2 separate regions of the Homo sapiens genome follow, and region 2 is linked to region 1. The links are chromatin contacts, found by Hi-C or POLR2A ChIA-PET in ENCODE. All regions are on one chromosome and are shown on one strand. The core of a region is the stretch at or near the end of the contact, and the rest is flanking DNA. Distances in the headings are between cores, read along the strand shown. Region 1 overlaps CLIC5 (chloride intracellular channel 5). Region 2 has its middle 52 kb from the start of ADGRF1.

Region 1 (3,740 bases), core at 339-2,838:
CTCCAGTCCAGGAGCCCACACAGCAAAATTCCACTAATGAATGCGCCCACCCACGCAGGGCCCAGCTCTCCCCACCCCCTTCTCCCCATGCCTGCCCCATTCAACAGGCCACGCCACCACCAACCGCCTTCCTTACAACTGCCCAAGGATTCGTTTCAGGAGCAAGATTTGTTAAATTATAAATTGGAAGCATCCACCTCAATAATGAACCAAATCAAAGACCCTCTGGAGGAATCCCTCAGGCAGCTCATGGGAGGGACCAGAGGAAGCATTTGCCCACTCCTCTCCCTCCTGCCCTCAGCCCCAAGGACCCTCCATGAGGGAGGAGACGAGGACATGCAAGTGCAGAGCCCACCAGACCTCCGAGGTGGGTCCCACCGAGCCTAGGTTATTTGTTTTTCCTTACAAGAATGCTAGTCAAAGCAAAACTTTAACCCAACAAACCAACAAACAAAATACCCCTAGTTGGCTATTTGCACACAGGGGTTGCCAAGGAAGGCAGCCTGAAGGGTCCCTTTGTGACCAGAGGCGTTTTTGAAAGGAGACAGCAATGGCTGCTTTATGAGGAAGTGGTGAGACGGTCACATGTTATCCGCATTGCTGTGGAGGTCGGCCTGACCACCCAGGAGCCTTCACCAAGATGGCCTGATAACAGCCCACCGTGGGGCTCCCAGGCCTCTGCAGCGGTCTTCCTGGGACCCAACTGTCCTCCAAAAGAACTGCTTCCAACAGAGTAGACATGGAGCCCCACGGCCACCTAAGTGACTCTGTTTCTGAGCATGCTACAGGGTAATTAGGTTTCACATTCCTGCTGCTTTTTACACACGGCCTTAGCTTTCTCATCAGGCCTGTGGCAGAGCACAAGGCAGAATGAGAAGGGGGGTGCCGCATCCATCCCCTGGATGGCCAGGCCCTCCAGACAGGGCCACTGTGACACGGGGGCTGGGGGCTGGGAGGGAGGAAGGGGAGAAGGCATGAAGCGCCTTATGATTGAAGTGGCTTGGAATAATAAATATACACACTCTTTTTTAAACGTGGCTCACCACATCCTGGGAATCTGGAAAAAATGCCCCACTTCACTGTCCCTCACCCTCCTCCCCACCTACCCCCCAGCAGCAGTGGCTTTCATGACGCCTGGGGGAAAGCACAGGGCCTTTGATAATAAGGGGCTTGTTAGTTCTAGGCTAACAGCCCTCCCAGGCCGCTCTGAATCCTTTCAAGCACTTTTTTATTTTAGGTCAAGGAAGTTCGTAAATGTAAAGACTCGAGATTGTAGAAGGAGAAGAGGAAAGGGAGAAAGAAGCATTTGGGGGTAGTTGTCATTGGGAGGGGCAGCCAGGGACCTCCTATGGTAGATCCGTCAGGCCTGGTGGACATGCCCTTCCCTTGGTGTGGGGGACAGATAATGGAAGGTGGCTTTGAGCCTTGAAGAAGACCTAGCCTTGTTTGAACCGTCTAAGCTTTGGCTTAGATAAAACTGAATCTTTGTATAGGAAGACCCTTTCGAATCCACAGGCCTTGAATAAATCACATCAGCTGGCTCTGGCGACGATTCCTCTGCCTGCCAGAAGAGGGCAGCACATGCTTCCTCATTACAGGGAAAGCTGGGCTGCCCAGTCCAAAGGGTGGACACTAGGTATGGAGGCGGGGGGAGCACTGTGAAATTAATAGCAGCAGCAGCAACAGCAGCAGCAATAGCTATCACATATTGGTGCCTACTGTGTGCCAGGAACTGTCCTAAGTGATTTATATGCATTAATTCATCTAATTAACATGACAAATCTTCAAGAGAGGGTGCTATTACAATCTCCATATTACCGTTGAGGAGGCTGAGGCATACTGAAATTAACAGAACTTGCTATTGTAGCCACGGACTGCCTAAGATTGAGGTCAGCAAATTACAGTCCAAGGACTAAATCCAGTTCACTGCCTACTTTCATGCTGCCCTCAAGCTAAGTATTGTTTTGTGTTTTACATTTTTGCATGGTTGGAAAAAAGTCAAAAGAAGAATAATATTTCATGAAGTGAGAATGATGTGAAATTCAAATTTCAGTGTCCACGAATGATGTTTTATTGGAACACAGCCCTATTTATTTGTTTACATATTATCTGTGGCTGCTTTATGATTCCTGCAGCAGAATTGAGCAGAGTCTGGTAGAGGCTATGTAGCTTGCAAAGCCTAAACTATTTACTATCTGACCCTATATAGAGAAAGTTTGCCAAGCCCTGACTTATGAGGAAGAGCTACCTGTTTCCAGGCAAGAGGGACAGAGAACAGAGTTGCTATTTACTGGAAATGGAGCTAGTATCGCTATCCCAGGGCAATTTAGAAGCAATGTTGAACTTGATTCACTTTTTTTCCAACAGGGCAGCTCAAGGTCAAGCAAAAGGAGGGTCTGACATGTCACTGAATAGCCTCAAGGAAGTAATAAAAGGTTAGATCTGGAAAGGACTGTGAAAGTCCACTATTATGTCTCAAGTCTAAGGTGCACATTTTTTTCACTCTTTAACATCTGTGAAATCAGGCAATGTCTTACAATCAAAATATGAGAGGTTAAGTGAAAACACTTTGTTTAAGTGATAGCATTTTGTTGTTGTTTCTTAGAGGTTTGTTTGTTTGTTTGTTTTTGAGATGGAATCTTGCTCTGTCACCCAGGCTAAAGTGCAGTGGCATGATCTTGGCTCACTGCGACCTCTGCCTCCCGGGTTTAAGTGGTTCTCCTGCCTCAGCCTCCCAACTAGCTGGAATTACAGGTGTGCGCCACCATGCTCGGCTAATTTTTTTGTAGTTTTAGTAGAGACTGGGTTTTGCCATTTGGCCAGGCTGATCTCAAACTCCTGACCTCAAGTGATCTGCCCACCTCGGCCTCCCAAAGTGCTGGGATTATAGGTGTGTGCCACTGTGCCCAGCCAGTATTTAAAATAATAGTGTCGTACAATCAATGACACCTTAGATTAGGCAGTTCCTGCCTCCAAAGATCCAGCCTCTTTTTGGTCCTTTCTGTTGATGGGATACTCACTTCTTTTGCTGGCAGTCCATTCTACAGATTTAATTTTAAAGTTTCTTTTCTTTTTTCTTTTTAGACGGAGTCTCATTCTGTCGCCAGGCTGGAGTGCAGTGGCACCATCTCGGTTCACTGCAACCTACAACTCCCTGGTTCAAGTAATTCTCCTGCCTCAACCTCTCAAGTAGATGGGATATAGGCACATGCCCCCACGACCAGCTAATTTTTGTATTTTTAGTAGAGACGGGGTTTCACCATGTTGGCCAGGACGGTCTCAAACTCGTGACCTCGTGATCGGCCTGCCTTGGCCTCCCAAAGTGCTGGGATTACAGGCGTGAGCCACCATGCCCGGCCTAATTGTAAACTTTCTAATGTTGAGCTGAAGTGTGTAAGCCTAAATTTTCTATACATCAAATGAGGATGATCTTGCTTAATACGTTTACTTTAAGAGTCTTAAGATCTTATTAAAAGGGAGCGAAGGGAAGGAAGCACTGTGACCCCCGGGGTAGGGAGGACCAGAGCCGGCTGCAGGAATCAGTCTGTCGGTGTGGTCACACCAGGCAGTCTGCAAGATGGGAGGACAGGGATGAGTTGTTGGGGACACAAACCATGAAAACCTGGAAGGAAAAGAAAGACCGCCAGTGATACAGATGAGTTCTTTTTCTAGCAGCATCAGCCAGGAGCATGACCCACTGCAGGTGGCACCTCTTAGAAGGAGAAGACAGGAGCAATTTG
Region 2 (3,740 bases), core at 864-3,363, 1.1 Mb after region 1:
GCAGGCCTCAAACCCATTTCTTTCTTTTTAACAGTTCTATTACATTTTCCAGAATACTACCACCCAGCATTAATCACTTCTCTGCTCACATCATTACCAAGACTTTCTTGCTTACTGATGCTCACAGAAGTGTTGCTAATAGAAAATAAAATGGAAACAAGTTCTCACCCCCATCCCCTACTCTCCAGCTTCACAATTCTGCTGATCCTAACCTCCAGCCCTTGGTCTCTAACATTCCCTATCTCAGTGGTTCCCAAATTTGAGTGTGCACCAGAGTCACCAAAGAGCTTGCTAAAATAACAGGTCCCTGGGGCTCTGCTCTGGAGTTTCTAATTCAGAAGGTCTGGGGAGAAGTCCAAGAATTGGCATTTCCAATAAGTTCTAGGTGACACTGATGCTGCCCGCTGGGGATACTCCTGAGAACCATTCTCTGGTCTAAGAGAAAGCAGGCTATGAGAAATTCATATTGTTGCAGACTTTCATATGTAAACAATTATCAGCATAGATGATAGAAGTGATTCCACGAATGTGACTTTTTTATTTCACCCTTTTTAAATTAGTTGTTGGGGAAGGGGTGGCTGCATAACATTTCCCACAATGTGGTGAAGTAGAAGACAGATAGGGCTGGCTCTCCTGCCCAGACTACCTCAGGAAGAGAGAGTCACATTATCACCAGTGCCAGGCAAAGCTTTCATGCTGTGAAGAATTATCCTTGGCAGTGCCCAGCAGCATGTTGTCATGGAATTCAAAGCTGCCTTGCCCATCCGTGTTCAGGGATATGGCTGAGATCTAAGAACTAGGAAACCTTATCCACAAATCCAATGTGTCCCTTGGCAGCACATCACACTGAGGAACTCCTTTGCTCTGGTTTCGAACATCAGGTCAGAATTCCAAAGGGGCGTTGCCTCCCATTTGGTTGGCATAATGTAGCTGTTGGCAATGTTTTATCTACAATTTCTACCCAGCAAGATAAAGTCTTGCCAAACCCATTTGGGCTGCTATTCTTCAGTGATAAATTTCTCTTCTCCCAGCGTGATACTCATGAAGAGACCCAGAATTATAGAAAGTCAGAGATAGAAGAGACCTTTAAGCTTATCAGATGAATGTGGATCTGTGGTTTTACAGATGGGAAACTGAAATACAAGGAGACAACAGGAAGAAGCTAGACCCCAAGTCTCCCAAAGACTCCCTGTCCCACAGAAAAATCTCCCCATTCCCCCACAGGAGCCAATCAAGGAAATACAACTGGGCACATTTGGTTAAGATCAAGCCAGGTGAAATGTGGACCCCCTATGGGAGAATTCATGGTAATCAGTGAACTAGGGGGACTCTTCCCCATCACCTCTTTTAGTTCTTTTCTCCAGTCTCACCCCTCCTCCACTTTGCCCAGGTTAGCAGGAGACTCTCAGATAAAGGATATGGAAAAATTACCTCATGGCGTGGTGTTAAGAATGTTATTCTGTTAAAAGACAGCCCCAGTGTACAATTTCTCTCCAAAAGGGATACACATCTATGGATAAAATATAATCTGTTGCTGCTTCCTGAGGTGAGGTCAGTGGGGAGGCTTTCCGAACAAGGGAGGGGAGCTTGCTAAGGTGAGCCCACGCCACAGTGGTGAAGGCTGAGGAGTTAACTGCAAAGCAGCCCTGAGCGTTCCAGGCCAATCCCTGGGGACCTCGCAAATCTCTGTACTGCATTCAAGTCACTGTTTTATGTTTGTTTGTTTTATTTTGTTCCCTCCACCCTAAGACCTTGGGTACAAAGTGGAATCTGTAAACAGTTTTATGTAATTCATCCACGGAAGTGGGGCTCTAGGCTGACAAACCTATATAAAATTTTCCAGACTATTCCTTCCCAAAGTAAGAAATGAATCCAAAAAGCACAGAATATTTCTAATCTATTTTTCAAACCACATATTTGAATTAACTCTGTTTTGCCCAAGGTATCCAAGGTATAACCCATTGATACGACTCAAATAATAATAATAATAAACAAAAACACTGTTTTTCTAGCAGATAAAAATTCCGTGACACCCATGGCTACTTCCCGCTTTGCTTAAAGCAGTCTTCAGTGTTTACCAGCACACTTGGGCATAAATCCAGGAAACAGAGGCATTGTTTGCCATCAGGAAACAGAGCTATTACAGTTACAGATCCCTAATCTCCTTTATTATACAAACCAAAGCAGCAACAATGCAGATTGCCCTTAATTAGAGTGGTGAGATTAAAACGCCTTTTGCACCCTCAAATTCAAGAGTGAATTTCAGGTGTATTTAAGGTTTAAGGAAGTTGTCCAGGATTTATTTCTTGGTCTGGACTGCCCCCTGAAGTTTGATAAGGGTAAGTACAGTATAGGCCTACTGCCTTCTTATAAAATGCAGATTGTCTTTCCACAGAAGAACCACTTGAGGTTGTCGCAAGATGGCTAGGTATTGACAGAATGTATCTCAAAATAATAAGAGCTATTTATGACAAACCCACAGCCAATATCATACTGAATGGGCAAAAACTGGAAGCATTCCCTTTGAAAACCGGCACAAGACAAGGATGCCCTCTCTCACCCCTCCTATTCAACGTAGTATTGGAAATTCTGGCCAGGGCAATCAGGCAAGAGAAAAAAGTAAAATGTATTCAATTAGGAAAAGAGGAAGTCAAATTGTCCCTGTTTGCAGATGACATGATTGTATATTTAGAAAACCCCATCGTCTCAGCCAAAAATCTCCTTAAGCTGATAAGCAACTTCAGCAAAATCTCAGGATACAAAATCAATGTGCAAAAATCACAAGCATTCCTATACACCATTAACAGAAAACAGAGAGCCAAATCACGAGTGAACTCCCATTCACAATTGCTGCAAAGAGAATAAAATACCTAGGAATCCAACTTACAAGGGACGTGAAGGACCTCTTCAAGGAGAACTACAAACCACTGCTCAATGAAATAAAAGAGGACACAAACAACTGGAAGAGCATTCCATGCTAATGGATAGGAAGAATGAATATCGTGAAAATGGCCATACTGCCCAAGGTAATTTATAGATTCAATGCCATCCCCATCAAGCTACCAATGACTTTCTTCACAGAATTGGAAAAAACTTCTTTAAAGTTCATGTGGAACCAAAATGAGCCCACATTGCCGAGACAATCCTAAACAAAAAGAACAAAGCTGGAGGAATCATGCTACCTGACTTCAAACTGTACTACAAGGCTACAGTAACCAAAACAGCATGGTACTGGTACCAAAACAGATATATAGACCAATGGAACAGAACAGAGCCCTCAGAAATAACACCACACATCTACAACCATCTGATCTTTGACAAACCTGACAAAAACAAGCAATGGAGAAAGGATTCCCTATTTAATAAATGGTGCTGGGAAAACTGGCTAGCCATATGTGGAAAGTTGAAACTGGATCCCTTCCTTACACCTTATACAAAAATTAATTCAAGATGGATTAAAGACTTAAATGTTAGACCTAAAACCATAAAAACCCTAGAAGAAAACCTAGGCAATACCACTCAGGACATAGACATGGGCAAGGACTTCATGACTAAAACACCAAAAGCAATGGCAACAAAAGCCAAAATACACAAATGGGATCTAATTAAACTAAAGAGCTTCTGCACAGCAAAAGAAACTACCATCAGAGTGAACAGGCAGAATGGGAGAAAATTTTTGCAATCTACCCATCAGACAAAGGGCTAATATCCAGAATCTACAAATAACTCAAACAAATTTA

The links. Hi-C counts contacts between places; a loop is a spot of excess contacts on that map. ChIA-PET counts read pairs that join two places held with the same protein, here RNA polymerase II (POLR2A). Pooled maps may share reads with other maps.
Region 2: a map of mammary epithelial cell shows a loop between it and region 1 (31-fold over the local background). The contact joins two enhancer-like sites. A Hi-C loop is called at or near these places in 2 of 168 maps with a recorded cell type or tissue (HCT116 and mammary epithelial cell) and 6 of 50 pooled maps. POLR2A ChIA-PET finds 5 or more read pairs at or near these places in 1 of 52 experiments (PC-9).

What each region holds. Positions count from the first base shown.
Region 1 is chr6:45,929,048-45,932,787 of GRCh38, forward strand. The region is part of intron 4 of CLIC5 (chloride intracellular channel 5); the gene reads right to left. Among named protein-coding and RNA genes, the nearest start is that of CLIC5, 85 kb to the right of the region's middle. Within about 2 kb of position 1,589, at least 4 of the 41 ENCODE cell types and tissues checked have a DNase peak (open chromatin) inside an H3K27ac peak, as active enhancers do.
Region 2 is chr6:46,988,790-46,992,529 of GRCh38, forward strand. No RefSeq gene overlaps it. Among named protein-coding and RNA genes, the nearest start is that of ADGRF1, 52 kb to the right of the region's middle. Within about 2 kb of position 2,114, at least 8 of the 41 ENCODE cell types and tissues checked have a DNase peak (open chromatin) inside an H3K27ac peak, as active enhancers do.